Linked DNA regions of Homo sapiens: region 2 is linked to region 1. Evidence: chromatin loops called from intact Hi-C (ENCODE). Cell type or tissue: PC-9. All regions are shown on one strand.

Region 1 (5,000 bases):
CTGGGTAATTTTTTTTTTTTTTTTCGCATTTTTAGTAGAGACAGGGTTTCACCATGTTGGCCAGGCTGATCTCGGACTCCGGACTCCAGACTTCAAGTGATCCACCCTCCTTGGCCTCCCAAAGTGCTGGGATTACAGGCATGAGCCACCACACCCAGCCACATGTTCAGCTAATTTTAAATTTTTTTGTAAAGAGGGGATCTCACAATGTTGCCGAAGCTGGTCTCAAACTCCTGGACTCAAGTAATCCTCCGTTCTCAGCCTCCCAAAGTGTTAGGATCACAGGTGTGAGTCACTGTGCTGAGCTGGAAGCATCTTTAATTGCTCTGCGTTTTCTTATGAGCTATGGCCCTTGTCTAATGTTCCAGCCTCATTTCTTACTATTTAGCCTTCCTCCTGCCAACCTAATTTTTTTTTTTTCCAATGGAGATGGAGTCTTGCTATGTTGACCAGGCTTGTCTCAAACTCCTGGCCTCAAGGAATCCTCCCGCCTAGGCCTCCCAAAATTCTGGGATTACAGGTGTGAGCCACTTGGGTGGCCGCCAACTTAGTTTTTGTTATAAATTTATTTTAGTTCTCTTTAGACTTGAAGTGACTTTAAGCTACTTATGACTCCTGCTCGATGGTATCTACTCATATTTCTAAATAAATGATTAAAAAATTCCCAATTTCACGACTTTGGGACTTTGCACATTCTTTTCCTTTTGCCATAGTCTTCCTTGTTTCTTTCCATATACTTACTTATTTGGCTAATTCCTTCTTTTTTCAAGTTTCAACTTAGATGTTATTTTCTCTAGAATATTCTAGAGAATATTATTATTCTCTAGAATAACAGAAGACTCTATCTTCCATAACAACTCAGGTAGAGAATCTAGAAATAGAACCAGATATATATAGCCAATTGATTTTTGATAAAAGTTCCTAAGTAATTCAATAGGGAAATGATAGTCTTCTTTTTTTCTGAGACGGAGTCTCACTCTGTCTCCCAGGCTGGAGTGCAGTAGCATGATCTCGGCTCACTGCAAGCTCTGCCTCCCAGGTTCACACCATTCTGCCTCAGCCTCCTGAGTAGCTGGGACTACAGGCGCCCACCACCGTGCCCGGCTAATTTTTTGTATTTTTTAGTAGAGACGGTGTTTCACTGTGTTAGCCAGGATAGTCTCGATCTCCTGACCTCTTGATCTGCCCGCCTCAGCCTCCCAAAGTGCTGAGATTACAGGCATGAGCCACTGCGCCTGATGGTCTTTTCAGTAAAATAGTGCTGGAAGATCATAACATCATTATGGGGGAATAAAGGCTGTGTGCAGTAGGCTCATGCCTGTTATCCCAGCACCATGGGAGGCCAAGGCAGGTGGATCGCTTTGAGCTCAGGAGTTTGAGATAAGCCTGGGCAACATGGCAAATCCCCGTTTCTACAGCAAATACAAAAATTAGCCGAGGCCAGGCTAATTGTACAGTGGCTCATGCCTGTAATCCTAGCATTTTGGAAGGCTGAGGTGGGCAGATCACCTGAGGCCAGGAGTTCGAGACCAGCTTGGCCAACATGGTGAAACCTGTCTCTACTAAAAATACAAAAATTAGCTGGGCGTGGTGGTGGGTGCCGGTAATCCCGGCTAATCGGGAGGCTGAGGCAGGACAGTCACTTGAACTTTGGGAGGCAGAGCTTGCAGTGAGCCAAGATAGCGCCACTGCACTTCAGCCTGGGCAACAAAGCAAGATTCCGTCTCAAAAAAAAAAAAAAATTAGCCAGGTGTGATGGCTCATGCCTATAGTCCCAGCTACTTGAGAGGCTGAGGTGGGAGGATCGCTTGAGCCTGGGAAGCGGAGGTTGCAGTGACCTGAGATCTTACCAATGCACCCCAGCCTGGGTGACGGAGTGAGATCTTGTCTCCAGGAAAAAAAAAAACAAGAACTTATAACTCAGTAGTAAAAAGACAAACAACCTGATTTTTTTTAAGACGGGAAAATATTTGAGTACAGAAGAGCTAGATAAGTGCCAAAGAAGCACATGAGAAGATGCTCACCATTATTAATCCTCAGGGCAGTGCACATTAAAACCACTGTGAGAAACTACTGCACATCCAGTAGAAAGACTGAAATTACAAAGACTGACAATACCAAGTGTTGGAATGGTTGTAGCGCAAATAGAACTCATACTTTATTGTTGGGAATGCAAAATGGCTAGCCACTTCAAGAAACAATTTGGCAATATCTTATAAAATTAAATATACACTTACCACACCACTGAGCAATCTCATTCCATAGGTATTTATCAAAGGTAAATGAAAATATATGTTTATACAAGGACTTATATTCACATGTTCGTAGAAACTGTATTCATAATAGCCAAAACAGGGTTCTCACCAAATGTCTATCAGATGGTGACAGGATAAGCAAATTGTTGTGTGTCCATCCGTGCAGTGGAATGCTACTTGGCAATAAAAAGGACCAGACTACCAGTATACACAACATTATGGATAACCCTCAGTAACATTACACTAAGGAGAGAATCCAGATACATAGGACTACAGATGGTATGATTGTGTTATGTGAAATTCCAGAAAAGACTATGCCATAGTGACAGAAAGCAGATCAGTGGTTTCTGGAGAATAGAGGTTGTGGGGAGGGAATTGACTGCAAAGGGGTGTGAATGAACTCACTGGAGTAACAGGAAATGATCTGTATCATGATTGTGTTATACCGCTGTATACTTTTGCGAACACTTATCTAATGTTACACAAAGAATTAGTGAATTTTATATGTAAATTGTACCTCAGTAAAGCTAATTGATTAAAATGGACAAAAGATAAACATGCACTTCACTAAAGAAGATATATATGAATGGGCTGGGATCACATAAAAAGATGTTCAACATTACTAGTCATCATGGAAATGCTAATTAAAACTACAGTGAGACACACACTACAACCCACTAGAATGGCTGTATATCAAGCAATGAGTAAGGAAGAGGAGCAGCTTGTATACTGCTAATGGGAACAGGCAATGCTACAATCACTTTGGAAATGACTTCGGCAAAGTTAAACATATACTTACCATTTGACCCAACCATTCTGCTCCTTGGTGTTGCTGAGGATATTTGTAAAAAAATTATTGAACTTTTCTTGTAAACCAGTGGTGGTATTCTATGTAATCTATTCCCCAATAAAGAGGTTTTATAGATCAAAATTTTAAAAATTCTGAATGACCTGGGAGAAAAGTCAATATATAGTGAAAAAGAAAACGTATATCAGTCTTTTCTTTCCTCTCTGTTTTTTTGTTTTTTTTTTTTTTTGAGATGGAGTCTTGTTCTGTCGCCCAGGCTGTAGTGCAGTGGCGCGATCTCGACTCACTGCAACCTCCACCTCCCGGGTTCAAGCAATTCTGCTGCCTCGGCCTCCCAAGTAGCTGGGACTATAGGCGCCCGCCACCATGCCCAGCTAATTTTTGTATTTTTAGTAGAGACAGGGTTTCACCATATTGTCCAGGCTGGTCTCAAACTCCTGACTTTGTGATCCGCCCGCCTTGGCCTCCCAAAGTGCTGGGATTACAGGCTTGAGCCACCACGCCCGGCCACATCACTCTTTTCATCCAGCACTTGTACTTTTAGGAATTTTTTCCTGAAGAGATCATTGGACAAGATTGTTGATAAAAGCAAAAATTTGGAAATAACCTAAAAGCCCATCAATGATACAGTGATTTTAAAAGCTATAGTACATCTATACAATAGAATCCCATTTCACTTTTTTTTTGAGACAGAGTCTTGCTTCGTTGCCCAGGCTGGAGTGCACAGTCTTGGCTCGCTGCAACCTCTGCCTCCTGGGTTCAAGTGATTCTTCCGCCTCAGCCTCCCGAGTAGGTGGGATTACAGGCAACCGCCATCATGCCCAGCTAATTTTTGTATTTTTGTGGAGACGGGGTTTCACCATGTTGGATGATGGTCTTGAACTCCTGACCTCAGGTGATCCACCTGCCTCAGCCTCCCAAAGTGCTGGGATTATAGACATGAGCCACTGTGCCCGGCCCCATTTCACCTTTAAAAAATGATGCAGTATTCTCTACCCAGTAGTTCTAATCCTAGGTATATATTGAGTAGAAGTGGTACATATGTTCACCAAAAGACACGTACAAGAACATTACTAGCACTATTCAAAATAGGAACAAACTGAAAACTAAAGTGCCTCTTAAGAGTAAAATGGATAATTTGTACGTTACTCGTGTGTCGTACTATATACAGCATTGAGAATGAAAGATCTACAGCTGTGTACACTAATGTGAATGAATCTCATACCTGTAAGTGAAAGAGGCAAAGCACAATAGGGTGTATTTGTTATAAGTCTGTTTACGTAAAGTTAAAAAACAGACAATACTAATCTATAGTGTTACAAGGTAGAAGATTGATTTCCTTCGGAGGATAGTGGCTAGAATAGGGCCAAACTAAGGGTCTCTGGGGGACCAATAATGTTTTCTATCTTGAGCTGGGTGCTATTTACTCAGGTTTATTCAGTTTGTGAAAGTCCATTGAGCTGCACAGCTAACATTTGTGCACTTATCTTTATGAAAATCATACTTCAAGAAAAAAAAGTCAAATGAATAAAAACCCAAAATTTAAAAGAAGCGAGAACTGTCACCAAAACTTTAAGTGTTGGTGCCTTTGTGGGGTAAGTTTGGGGGCAACATTACTTTGTTTATGGTACTCCAAATAATTTAAATTCTCTACATAAGTAAATATTATCTTTATGCTCAGAAAAAAAATTATTTTGGAAAAATTATAGACAAATATGAGTTAATATTTTCACAAGCTCTTCCTTTATTACATCAGTATTGTTCTCTGATTTTTTTCCACTTAATTTTTTTTTTTTGACACAGAGTTTTGCTCTTGTCCCCCAGGCTGGAGTGCAGTGGCAGGATCTCCCAACCTCCACCTCCCGGGCTCAAGCAATTCTCTGGCCTCAGCCTCCTGAGTATCTGGGATTACAGGTGTGCACCATCACACCTGGCTA
Region 2 (5,000 bases), 930 kb after region 1:
TGACACCAGGAGGGCTGACGCTGCTGGGCCTGGAGGGGTGACGCTGCTGGGCCTGGAGGGCTGACGCTGCTGGGCCTGGAGGAGTGACGCTGCTGGGCCTGGAGGGGTGACGCTCCTGGGCCTGGAGGGATGACACTGCTGGGCCTGGAGGGCTGACGCTGCTGGGCCTGGAGAGCTGGCGGCTGGGAGGTCTATCAGTGGATCCGCTCACCCTTTTTAGGGCGCCCCTGTATGCACGGCCCTGTGTGGCCAGGCCGTTGACTGGGATGGCCATAGGGGTCCTTTTGTTGCAGAGCTGGGTCAGAGCTAGGGAGGGGCCTCAGAGGAGTGGTCCTGCCAGCTGTGGGGACCCCTGGCTCCAGGACAGACCCCCGAGTGGGGAGTGGGCACGGTAACGTGAATAATGCCTCAGTCTCTGTTGTGTGGATGGAGATGGGGGCAGTGTCTGGCAGCGAGGGGTTTCCACCAGGCCTGTGGCTGGAGAAGCTTTGTTGGAACCACAGGGCTGGCAGGAGTGGGTGCCAGGAGAGCCTTTGCCAGCCCAGCCCTTTTTTCCAACAGCTGCTGCTACTTTCTTTGGACCTTTGCTCAGCTCACCATCTCTCTGGGGCTGAGGCCAAGATGCCTGAGTCCAGGGCAAGCAGGGGCCCTTCTGGCACAGAGAGGCCTGGGTGGGAAAGACCCCTTGAGGGTCTTTGGCCTCCTATCCATTTGGCCCATGGCAGCTCCCCTTTTTTCTCTGGCCTGAAGTGGTATGAGCTGTCTAATTATGTGTCAGGGGCCAGATGCAGGTGATGGGGTGGATGGAGCTCGGAGCTGGACCCTGGGACCACAGGCAGATGGGCAAAGGGAGGGGAGACACCGAATGAGAGAAAGGGGAAGAGGAAAGTTAGGACATAGGGAGGAAGGAATTCATCCCCTTGGGGCTGCTCCCCCGCTGTGTGGCGCTGGGCAAGTCACTTGCCTATGGCTTGTTGGAGGGTCTGGGAGGATGTGTGAGGGAAGCACGCAGCTCTGCCCTCCCTGGTGGGTGATGCAAACGCTCTTTCCCAGGGAGCATCTCATGACAGCCCACGGGCGTCATTCTGGCTTTCGTGTTTTGAGTTTGTTGTCTGTGCTTATGACAGGTTTCTTGAAAGTGAACTTCAGTGAGCTTCCCTGCCATTCTCTCCCCACCACCTGTAGAGGCTGAAAAAGCTAAATTGGGAGCTGATGGTCTCACCTTCCCAGGACAGAAGTCAGCTCTCCTTTGACTTAGACCCTGATAGAATGGGGAGGAGAGGGCGAAAGATTGCAGGTGGGGCCGAGGCTGGAGGGGGCCAGATGAGGGGCACAGGGCTGGGGGTGGAGGTGAGGGTCTGGCATCATTTATTCATTCACTCACTTGCTCACTGGAGGAACCTGCTATGTAGCGGAAGACCACAGGCTCCAGGTGGGCCACCAAGCCTCAGTGTACCCACCTGGGGACCGGGAAGTGGGAGACTCCTCTCTCAGCAAAACAAGGTGAACTCCCGACTCCTGTAAGTGAGAATGGCAGCAGCTGAGTTCCTGCTGGGTCCGGCTGGGTCTGGAAGGTTCAGGGGGGCAGAGCCATTGCACCTCTGTTGCATTATGTAATTTACTAAGAACCATCACACCCGCCGCTTTCCATTTGTTTCTCTCTGTGCCCTGTGAGGTAGGTGGGACCAAACCATGGCCCCATCTGGCAGATGAGAACAGAGGCTGGAGAAACTCTGGGATTCCCTTCCTCTTGGGCCTCAGACTTGGCCCCAAGTTGGCCTTTCCCAGGTGCTGCCACCCCCATCCCTGAGTCCAGGGAGTGGGAAGGAGGTGGTAAGAAGAGCTTGGAAGGGACTGTTAAGGTGCAGATGTCTTCATTGTCTTCAAATGAAAATCAGTGTGGGGGCTGCCTTTGTTGGGGAACACCTGGCATATGTTTGGGGGTGGGAGTGGGGCCCCTGGGTGGCTCCAGGAGGCTGGCACACCAAAGGGAAGGTGAACCCACAGAGCCAGGCCCTTCACCTTGGGATTTCCATACTCCGGGATCCACCAGTGACCCCGCCAGGGAGGCATGGTGCAGGGGACCTGGGTACCGACAGGAATCCAGGGACCTAGGAGGATCAGATTTGAATGAAGCTGGCCTGACTGTGCTCCTGAGAAGCATACCTCCCACCTCCCACAAAGAAAGAGTTGCAGGGATCCTGGGGGATGTTAGTGGCTTGGGAGGGGACTCCAGGACGAGGAATGAGCTGACTCTTGTTCTAAACTGAGAAACAGAATCCACAATTAATTGGATGCATTTGCTGAACCTGGGACAGGACCCAAATCTTGTTCTTTTTCTGAAATATAAACCAAGCCAGGAGTTTATTTATTTGTGTCCCCTCTCCCTGCAAGGACTCAGTGAAGCAGCCTGTCCTGGAAGGCAGCCTGGCTGAGCTGGAATGTCACCGCCTTCCCCGAGTTGACCCGCCCACCCTGTTCTCCTGGTCTGGTGAACCATGGGCCTGGAGGAGGCCCCATGGTTGAGGGGGTCAACCTCCCCAATTGAGGGGGTCCTTTCCTGAGGGCATTCGGGGCAGCACCACCCGGGGGCTGGTGGGCAGGGTCTGTTGATCCTGGGCTGTTCTGGCCTGGGGCCAACTTCAGAAGCCTCCCTGAGGAATGGGTGTGGGCTGCAGGGCTGGGCGGGGGGAGCTGAGTCAGCACTGTGGGAGCCCTGATCACAGCAAGGACAGAACCTGATGCCAGCGTCCGGCTTTGTGCCACTGCACTTGCGGGTCACCCTGCCTGCTGCACTGCGAGAGACTAGGGAGGCCTTCCCCATAGTCTGCAGTCGGCTCCGCGCCACTCCAGTGCTTAGACTGTGTGCCTGAGCCATGCGGGGAGAGACAGAGGGACCGGAGCTCCCAGGTTGCACTGGCCTCCTGGCTAGCAGGCAGCGGGACCCCCCCAGGTTCCTGCTCCTGCTCTCCCTCCTCATCTCCTTTTGACTTCCATAAAACGGGCTAACAGCAAACCCTGTTTGCTGGTCTCAATCCTGAAGGGGGAGGCTAGACCCATCGTGCCTGTGTTCCTGGCTTCTGGCACATAGTAGGCACACAGTGCCAAGTGAATTGGCATGTGAGGCTTCGGAGGATAAAAGCCTTTGTATAAGGCTTTGCAAAGCACCTTACACAATGCAGCAAGGTGGAAAGAATATGATTTTCAAGTCTCAGAGCCCCAGGTTCAAATCCTAGCTCTGCTCTTCCTCAGTGCTTTGACCTTGGACAAGTTACTCCCCCTCCAAGTTTCAGTGTCCCCTTTTGTGAGGTGGGATAGTATCCTGTGTGGGAGGGTTGTCATGAGGATTAAACGGGAGAACAGGTGTCTCCATTTCACACACGAGGACCCTGAAGGTCGGGGTGCCGGCTCGTGGACCAGCCCTGCTCCAGGGCAGGGAGCAGGGCCTTAGGCCAGTGGGGGGTGTCTAGCTGCACCCATGCCCTCCGTGTGTATCCTCTAGGGCCGTCCTGTCTGAGTTTAGGCCTGGGGCCCCCAGCACTGGAGGAGTCCAGGGAGTCCAGGCCTAGCTCAGGATCCAGATGGTAGGGCTTGAGGCCTTGGGAAGGAAGGAAGGGGAGGGGATTGTCCAGAGAGAGCGGCAGGGGCGGAAACGTGTGGTATCGTTCTCACCCATCATAAGGGCCACAGCTGACACCGCTCTAACGAAAGACAGGTTTCCAAGAGCAAAGCATCACATTTCTTTAATCAATGTTTTACATGACACGGGAGCCTTCAACGATGAAGATGCAAGGACCAGAGAGAACTGTCTGTTTTCAGACATAAGTTGGTGAGGAATGGACAGCCGTGTAGACATATGATGGGACAACGGGTGTGACCTAATGGTGATAGTCCGAGGGGGAACCCAGCAAGGCTTGTCGGCTCGGCTTCTTTCCGGCCTCTCTGTGTTGTGTGGCTTCCTCCCACATACAGCGCAGGACCCCTGTGGAATGAGGGTCTTCAGGGGTGAAGGGAGTGGGAGAGAGTGAACTATCTGGGTTTCATGGCTGGCTTTGGGGAAAAGGGGTTTTGGTCTTTATGCTTCACCTTGGGAAAGAAAAATTCCAGTTTTGATGACTCACCTGGGCAGGGAAAAAGAGGGGAGAGAGACAGAAGGGCAGGAGAAGGTCACAGAGAGCTTACCTCTGAGGCCTTTCACATGCCCTTTGTTCAGAGTCTGCAGTGAGCCACAGCACCACACTTTGGGGTGCTGTGTTCTGAGCCCCGACAGGGCCTTGTGGGGGCCAGGCTCCAGGTGATACTGTAAGCCCCCACTTCCCCTTCCGCCCTCCCTCCCTGACCCCTCTCTCTGTGGACAGCCCTAGCGTGGGGGTGGCTGGGGGCTGACCTGGCATCTGTGGGGGGGCCCCCAGGCTGTGCCCCACTCCTTTGGCTCCCTCCTGGGATTTTTTTTTTTTTTTAGAGGGATTGGCCCCTCTGTCTGTCTGCTCAGCCCCTTACTGTTGAACTGTGCTGCTCTTGATGGAGAGAGCCCTTGGGGAGGAGGGGACAGTGCAGGAGGAGCTCCTCTTCCTTTCGGGCACAGGGGGTGCAGGCGTGGGCTGTGGCTTCTGGGACCTCTGTCCTCTCTCCTTCATGGGGTCCCTGCCTCCCCTTCCCAAGTGCACTGCACTGTGTTGGCCCTTCCCCGGGAGCTTTGGAGGAGGACTGGATGTGTTAGTGAAGGAACCTGGGCACACTCTGGGGACCTTTCTAGATGATGACTGGGACTGCAGGGTGGATCCTCTGGAAGGCTGGTGACTTGCCCGGGGCTGCGGGTCAGTGGGAGGCCCTTGCTGCCCCCTGCAGCATGCCCCTGAGCTGGTGGCTGGCCTCAGGGCTGAGCCTGGTGGTGCTAGGGACTGCGGGCAGGTGTTTGGGGCCTTTAGTCAGCAGCACTGCCTCCCACACGGGGCAGCCAGCTGAGCAGCGGTCAGCCTCTGTGGGCCCTGTTGCTCCTG

The links. Hi-C counts contacts between places; a loop is a spot of excess contacts. Peaks named below come from ENCODE experiments on the same cell type or tissue, not always from the same donor. Only the 100,000 strongest peaks of a DNase experiment are listed, where the experiment ranks them.
Region 2: it touches region 1 in a loop (23-fold over the local background); 5 of 110 quality-filtered maps call a loop at or near these places.

The regions. Positions count from the first base shown.
Region 1 is chr2:128,019,739-128,024,738 of GRCh38, reverse strand. All of the region lies in intron 2 of SAP130 (Sin3A associated protein 130), which reads left to right. Among named protein-coding and RNA genes, the nearest start is that of SAP130, 5.8 kb to the left of the region's middle. In PC-9, no CTCF peak of the experiment used is centred here; no DNase peak of the experiment used is centred here.
Region 2 is chr2:127,092,447-127,097,446 of GRCh38, reverse strand. All of the region lies in intron 1 of BIN1 (bridging integrator 1), which reads left to right. Among named protein-coding and RNA genes, the nearest start is that of BIN1, 12 kb to the left of the region's middle. RefSeq lists enhancers at 515-1,285, 1,379-2,050. In PC-9, no CTCF peak of the experiment used is centred here; DNase peaks (open chromatin) are centred at 2,456, 2,706 and 4,146; H3K4me3 peaks cover 283 bases; H3K27ac peaks cover 2,829 bases.